Regions from separate parts of the Homo sapiens genome. Here all the other regions are linked to region 2. A link is an interaction called in ENCODE POLR2A ChIA-PET data of the cell type or tissue named here. Cell type or tissue: MCF 10A. All regions are shown on one strand.

Region 1 (2,500 bases), 94 kb after region 2:
CGCTCAGGATGGAGTGCAGTGGCACGATCTTGGCTCACTGCAGCCTCTACCTCCCGGGCTCAGGTGATCCTCCCACCGCAGCCTCCCAAGTGGCTGAGACTACAGGCACGCACCACCATGCCTGGCTAAACAAGCTTCTTCCAGTCTGATCCCATCCCCCTAGGAACCCGGGTGTGGACGGCCTCTCTTACCTTTGCTGCAGACGCGTCCCTCCTTCCTAGCCCCAGGGGCTGTGTCATGCACATGACCAAGCCTGGCCAGTGGCTACCCAGCATCTCCTGAGCCTCAGTGATTGCTCCAGTAATGGGCATGTGACCCAAGCCAAGCCAATGACAATCAACCCCAAGACCCTTGCTGGAGCTCCTTGAATAAGACGAATTCTTTACAAGGCTGGTGAGATGAAAACCCGGAGCTGCCCAGCACCATCTTTGCCAGCAGGTAGAGCAAGCCCACTGGAGAATGAAGCCAACACAGAGAACAGCCAGGCTTGGAGTTGGAGACAGATCCCTGACAGCATGGTCTGAGCTTCTGGATCCAGCCAGGCCTGAAGCTCTTGCCCTCCCCACTTCCCAGTGACACAATACATTCTGCAATGGCATAAACCAGTTCCAGTGGGATTCTGGTTTTTGCAGCATTCTGCTATTCATCCTGACTAATGTATTAGACTTAAAAAAATACAAGGCCTGGGAGTGGCGGCTCACGCCTGTAATCCCAGCATTTTGGAAGGCCGAGGTGGGCAGATCACCTGAGGTCAGCAGTTCGAGACCAGCCTGGCCGACATGGCAAAACCCCATCTCTACTAAAAATACAAAAATTAGCCAGGTGTGGTGGTGCACGCCTGTAGCCCCAGCTACTCTGGAGGCTGACGCAGGAGAATGGCTTGCATCCGGGAGGCAGAGGTTGCAGTGAGCCGAGATTGTGCCACTGTGCTCCAGCCTGGGTAACAGAGCAAGACTCAATATCAAAAAATAAATAAAAATACAAAAATTAGCCGGGCGTGGTACCACACATCTGTAGTCCCAGCTACTCGGGAGGCCGAGGCAGGAAAATCATTTGAACCCAGGAGGCGGAGGTTGCAGTGAGATTGCGTCACTGCACTCCAGCCTGAGCGACAGAGTGAGACTCTGTCAAAAAAAAAAAAAAAAAAAAAAAACAAGGCCTGTAATTCTCCATTGGCCCAAGACAAGCACAGTCCTGCAGAACACAAAGACACATTTGCTCCTTGAAAGATTCACAGGAAGGGAAAAATATTTCCCATTCTGTGGTAATGAATCAATACCCAAATAAGACCTGGTTCGTTTCTCAAGCAGGTAATCCTGCCCAACAGCCATGACTCATCCCAGCCCCAACCAGCCCTGAGGTTGGTGTGGCCCCAGATAACTCGCTAAACTTGGGGCCGCCCCAGATTTTCCATGTTTGCGTGTCTCCTCTCCTTTCTCTTCCAGCTAAGAGTCCTGGGAACTCTTTCTAGAGTTCCAAGTAAACGCTTTGCAGAACGCCCAACCCAGATCAACACCCAGTAGATGCTCTCAGAGCACAAGGAGACATCCGGAGATCTTGCTTTTACCGAAAGTATCCAATGAAAGGGAAAAAACAAAGTTGGTCTTGACCCTTTCTATTTTTTTATTTTTTTGTTTCTTTTAGTCAAGATCTTGCTCTGTTGCCCGGGCTGGAGTGCAGTGGCACGATCATAGCTCACTTCAGCCTCAAACTCCTAGGGTCAAGGGATCTTCCCGCCTTAGCCTCCAAGTAGCTGGGATTACAGGTGTGTGCCACCACGGCTGGCTAATATTTTTTCTTTTCTTTTTTTTTTTGAAACTGAGTCTTGCTCTGTCATCCAGGCTGGAGTACAGTGGCGTGTTCTCAGCTCACTGCAACCTCCATCTCCCGGGTTCCAGTGATCCTCCTGCCTCAGCATTCCTAGTAGCTGGGATTTCAGGCGCACACCACCATGCCCAGCTAATTTTTGTATTTTAGTAGAGATGGAGTTTCGCCATATTGGCCAGGCTGGTCTCGAACTCCTGACCTCAAGTGATCTGCCCGCCTTGGCCTCCCAAAGTGCTGGGATTATAGGCGTGAGCCATTGCTCCCAGCCTATTTTAGTTTTTTTAGAGACTGGCATCTCACTATGTTGCCCAGGCTGGCCTTGAACTCCTGGCCTCAAGTAATCCTCCCGCCTCGCCCTTCCGAAGTGCTGGGATTACAGGCATAAGCCACGGCACTCAGGCTTGCCCCCTCTTACCAAGTGCTGGGATGGCACCCAGGACCTCAGCAGCAAAGGGAGCCTAACAGGCATCAGATGAGGAAGGCTCAGAAGGCTGAGCGCAGGGAAGGAGCCTCTGTCCGCAGGACACCGAGGACTTTGGGGAAGGCACTCAGCCGGGAAGTCAGACATGACCTCATCCTAGTTGAGGTTCCGTAGAAGCAGAGCCTGTGATGGAGATGTGGGTGCATGTGGTTTTCTAGAAGTGAGGGTTCTCAGAAGAGGGGAGTAAGGAGA
Region 2 (2,500 bases):
AAAAATTCAAATTAGGCTGGGTGCATTGGCTCACGCCTATAGCCCCAGCACTTTTGGAGGCTGAGGAGGGCAGATCATCTGAGGTCCAGAGTTCGAGACCAGCCTGGCCAACATGGTGAAACCCCGTCTCTGCTAAAAATACAAAAATTAGCTTGGTATGTTGGCACACGCCTGTAATCCCAGCTACTCGGGAGGTTGAGGCAGAAGAATCACTTGAACCCAGGAGATGGAGGTTGCTGTGAGCCAAGATCACTCCACTAAAAAAGAAATGCAAATTGAAGCTACAAAACTCAGGCTGGGTGCGGTGGCTCACACCTGTAATCCCAGCACTTTGGGAGGCTGTGGCAGGCGGATCGCTACTTGGGAGATTGAGGCAGGAGGATTGCTTGAACCCGGGAGGCCGAGGTTACAGTGAGCTGAGATCGCACCACAGCACTTAAACCTGGAGACAGAGCAAGACCCCATCCGAAAAAAAAAAAAAAAAAAAGAAGAAGAAGAAATTTTAAAAATTAAGTGAAAAGGCCATGAAGCCTGGATGAAGTAATTGGCGACTAGTGGAGAAACAGGACATGGGCCCTCAGGGAAAAGAAAGAGGAAACAGCACATTGAGGTTTTGCAGGTTAAAGGTGAATGGTAGATCACTTCATATTTGGAGTACGTGAAACTCAAGCAATTTAATCTTTTCAAGGGCAAAGACTATCCTCCCTTTTGTATTGCTCATAACACCTTCACATTGTGGCCATAAAAACGCTGGCTGGGTAGGGAAGGGGAGGCACATTTTCTCTGTCCTAGCAATTCCCCTTCTAGAAATTAACCCAGGCCGGGCACAGTGGCTCCCACCTGTAATCCCAGCACTTTAGGAGGCGAAGGCAGGCATAACACCCAAGGTCTCGAGTTCAAGACCAGCCTGGCCAACAAGGTGAAACCCTGTCTCTACTAAAAATACAAAAATTAGCCGGGCATGGTGGCGTGCGCCTGTAATCCCAGCTGCTCCGGAGGCTGAGGCAGGAGAATTGCTTGAACCTGGGAGGCAGAGGTTGCAAAGAACCGAGATTGCACCACTGTACTCTAGCCCAGGCAACAGAGGGAGACTCCGTCTCAAAAAAAAAAAAAAAGTTAACCTTGTCCTGCTCCTGGAAGGAAACTCCAGGCCCTTGGAATGTGCTGCCTGATGGTAATGTCAGTGTCTTTGTTTACCTGGGGGCCTGGAACCACGCCAGCCAGTCTCTGCTAATGACATGATTTAGGGTGGGGGGTTTGGGCCAGGTGATACCAGCATGACCTCTGGAGGGGCTGGAGACTGAGGTCAACTATGGGCCATTGGCCATGACTGGTTGCCAATAAAAACATTGCACACAAGGCTCTGGTGAGCTTCCTTGGTTGGCAATGCTCTGTGCACATTGCCACACATTATGGCTGGGAGAAATAAGTACTGTCCACGAGTCCACAGGGAGAGGACATCTGGGAGCTTGTGCCTGGCCTCCCTGCCTTATGCACCTTTTCCCTTTACTGATTTTACTCTCTTTCCCTGTAATCAACAGCAGCCATGAGTGCAATGTCTTTTCTGAGCTCTGTGATTCCTTCTAGAAAACCATAGAGGCCGAGAGTGATCTCGGGCCCCTCCTGAAATGCAAACATCTACTGTGTGCCAGTCACTGTTTACTGGGGATACAGCATCAGACAGATGAAAGCCCCTGCCTTCAAGGAGCTGACTTTCTAGTGCAGGAAGACAGATCAGAAGCAAGACAAATAGGCTGAGTGTGGTAGCTCAGCAATTTGAGAGGCCGAGGTGAGAGGATGAAGAGTTTGAGACCAGCCTGGCCAACGCAGTGAGACCCCATCTCTATGAATAAGAAACAAGAAAAGATGACAAAGAAGCTTGTCTTTCAGGAGCAGACGTATAGGGGGCCAGGAAACGCCTCGAGACACAGGCTTGGCACCTATGAGCCAGTCTCCATTAGGACCAGGTCATATTCAGCTTTGATAAGCAGGAGTGGAACAAGCCAAGCAAGTGACACTCAATTTTGCAAGCAGCAGCCACCTGTGTCCCCTTCTCATCGTGGACTCCCGGGTGTGGGTCAGCATCAGCACACCTGGCTTGGGTGAGGATGAGCTGGTGGCCACCTCTGTGTCATTTGAAAACACCCATGTTTCTTTCACAGGCGGACCATAGGTGCTGCCTATCGCCCGGGAAATAAAACATGTAGTTTATGAGTGCAAACAAGGAAAAAGTTCAAGCACAAAAACACAAATGCCTCTGGGAGGATTGACATGTTAGCTGAGGAATCCCAGCTTGGAACCTGGGACCGGTAACTTCACCTGTCAGAATTTCAGTTTGTCTGTAAAATGGAGAGGGGATGTTCATCTTACAGAATCGTTGTGAAATTCAATAACAGAATGTGCCCCGCCCATGGCAGGCACTCAACAGATACTCACTGCTGCTCTGTGCTGGGGTGATCTACAGTCATTGGTCATTATCTTCCTGGCATCCAGAAGCTTA
Region 3 (2,500 bases), 140 kb after region 2:
CACAGGCTTGGCCTGGCCTGGGAGGGGCCTCATCCCCGCTCCCACCCAAATCAGCTGGTGCCCCGACTCCTGGCACTTGCCAGGGGGACCCTCTCTGCCTTCAGAGCCTTAGCCCTCACCGTGCCCCCTGCCAGGAACACTATTCCCCATCAGCACCGCCTCCCTGCCTCCCACCTGCCCACCCAGGTTAGCATCTTGGCACCTGGTTGCTGTGTTCCTGACAATGGCACCCTGTATTGTGAGTGACCGGCATTTGGGGTACTAACCAGTTACAGTCTGGCGCCTGCATTAGATGCTAAGCACCATCAGGGAGGGAGCCTCTGTCTCACCCTCCCTGCCTCCCCGAAGCTTTCCCAAGTGCCTGTCTCCATCTCCCGGGACACTCTACCCTGTTGCTTCCTTGGTTGGCCTCCGTCCAAACCACACAAGGGACTCTACCGCCCAGCTTCCTTCTCAGATGGTGTGCCGCGTTCCAGGGGTCTTCCCAGGCCCGATGCAGTGCCTGGTGACAAAGGCTGTTGTCCAGTACACCCTCTCACAGGTGTCCCCAAAGGACCTGCCTGTTCTGTATATGATGTCTGTTTGGGAGAGGGACTGATGTCATTGTCATTTCTTTTTCTTTTTTTTTTCTTTTTTTTTTTTTTTTTTTGAAGAGACTCTTGCTCCTGTCGCCCAGGCTGGAGGGCTAGAGCGCAGTGGTGAGATCTCGGCTCACTGCAACCTCTGCCCCCCAGCTTCAAGCAATTCTCATGCCTTAGCCTCCCAAGTAACTGGGATTACACGCATGTGCCACCATGCCCAGCTAATTATTGTATTTTAGTAGATACGAGGTTTCACTATGTTGGCCAGGCTGGTCTCAAACTCCTGGGCTCAAGTGATCTGCCGGCCTCAGCCTTCCAAAGTGCTGGAATTACAGGCATGAGTCACTGCACCTGGCCATTTATCTGCTTTCAAACCCCCATCTCTGGCCATTAGGAGGCCCCAGTTGCCCTCAGTCCCTGAGTGGTCATGAACACTGAGTTGGGGCTGGGCTTCCCGAAGGCACACCTTCAGCTGAAGAACCAGAACCATGTCTGGCCCTCTGGCATCCTTTGCTGCAGCTGTCGCTGTCGCAGTGTTCCCGGCTCTGCCGCCAGCGAGGGTGACTCACCTGCCTGGTACAGCAGCACTCGGGGTTTCAAAGGTCATGAACAGGAGCTGGGTGAGCGTGGGTGAGCAGACGCCTTCGAACGCCGGCCAGCATGCTTTTTGTCAGGGTGAGGGTGGGATGGGCAGGTCTGAGAACGATTAAAAATAGACCCCGTGGAAGTGCTAACCGCAGCTCGTCAACCTGCTTTGTCTTTCAGGACTCCCGTGTCCAGCCTGAGTTCCAGCCTCACTGAGTGGCCACCCCCAAAGTGCTGCCAGCCGAGGAAGCCCCCAGCACTGACCATGTCTATTATGGACCACAGCCCCACCACGGGCGTGGTCACAGTCATCGTCATCCTCATTGCCATCGCGGCCCTGGGGGCCTTGATCCTGGGCTGCTGGTGCTACCTGCGGCTGCAGCGCATCAGCCAGTCAGAGGACGAGGAGAGCATCGTGGGGGATGGGGAGACCAAGGAACCCTTCCTGCTGGTGCAGTATTCGGCCAAGGGACCGTGCGTGGAGAGAAAGGCCAAGCTGATGACTCCCAACGGCCCGGAAGTCCACGGCTGAGCCAGGATGCAAGGCTCCTGGTCCTGTTTGCAGCCGGCCAAGAGGCGCTGGGAGGGGCAAAACCATACGGATGCGCTGCTGTCTGAGAGGAAGGGCTGACACTTGCTGGCATGGCCTCTGCGGGCTTCGTCATCGCATGCACTGATGCCCGGGGACCTGGCTGTCCTGGGCTTCCCCTCGGCCTCCAGGTGAGGCTGCCCATTGCAGGCACTGGGCAGGCCTGACCTTGCTGGGGCTCATGGCCCTGTAGCGCTTTTGTTACTTGAATGTCTAGCTGAGCCTGTTTTTGATGGAGCTACTACTGTAATGCGTGAACTAACAAACCTGTGAACTGTAAATAGGCCCCTGGAAGCACGTGCTTAAGCCCTTTTGCTGATTTTTAAAAATATCATCTAGCGCACACGGGACTGGTATTCTGGCTGTACTAATGACAAGCTGAGTCAAGACCCTGGAGGGTCATAGGCTTGTAAAGGCCCACGCCACACTCGGCAGGGGTCTCTCATGTGTGTCCATCTGCGTGTATGTCAAGGAAGTGAGATGCCAATTTGGGGTCTTGAGGCTGACCAGTTGGGGTGCTTGGGTGATCTCTGCTTCATTAGTCATGGGTGGAAGAAAAACCACACCCCCCGCACCCCTCCGTTCTTTCTGCATAGACTCACTTGTTAAATAGCAGTTCTGTTGAGAGTGGAGTTACTGCAGGGAAGCTACCGGACCTGCCTGGGAGCCAGTGAAGGGCGAGTCAGGGCACGCGTCCTGGAGGCTGCCAGCGTCCTTGTAGCAGAGCAGTTTCTTGCCGCTTGGG

Evidence for each region. Peaks named below come from ENCODE experiments on the same cell type or tissue, not always from the same donor. Only the 100,000 strongest peaks of a DNase experiment are listed, where the experiment ranks them.
Region 1: POLR2A ChIA-PET joins it to region 2 with 24 read pairs; 13 of 35 experiments call an interaction of 5 or more read pairs at or near these places.
Region 3: POLR2A ChIA-PET joins it to region 2 with 10 read pairs; 8 of 35 experiments call an interaction of 5 or more read pairs at or near these places.

What each region holds. Positions count from the first base shown.
Region 1 is chr16:11,626,881-11,629,380 of GRCh38, forward strand. It overlaps a transcript of LITAF not described here. Among named protein-coding and RNA genes, the nearest start is that of SNN, 40 kb to the right of the region's middle. RefSeq lists an enhancer at 204-738. In MCF 10A, no CTCF peak of the experiment used is centred here; a DNase peak (open chromatin) is centred at 1,351.
Region 2 is chr16:11,533,139-11,535,638 of GRCh38, forward strand. No RefSeq gene overlaps it. Among named protein-coding and RNA genes, the nearest start is that of LITAF, 53 kb to the right of the region's middle. In MCF 10A, no CTCF peak of the experiment used is centred here; a DNase peak (open chromatin) is centred at 1,343.
Region 3 is chr16:11,674,629-11,677,128 of GRCh38, forward strand. SNN (stannin) reads left to right here. Exons shown (of 2, transcript NM_003498.6): 2 at 1,347-2,500. The coding sequence starts at 1,432. The coding sequence ends at 1,698. Among named protein-coding and RNA genes, the nearest start is that of SNN, 7.4 kb to the left of the region's middle. In MCF 10A, no CTCF peak of the experiment used is centred here; DNase peaks (open chromatin) are centred at 403 and 1,043.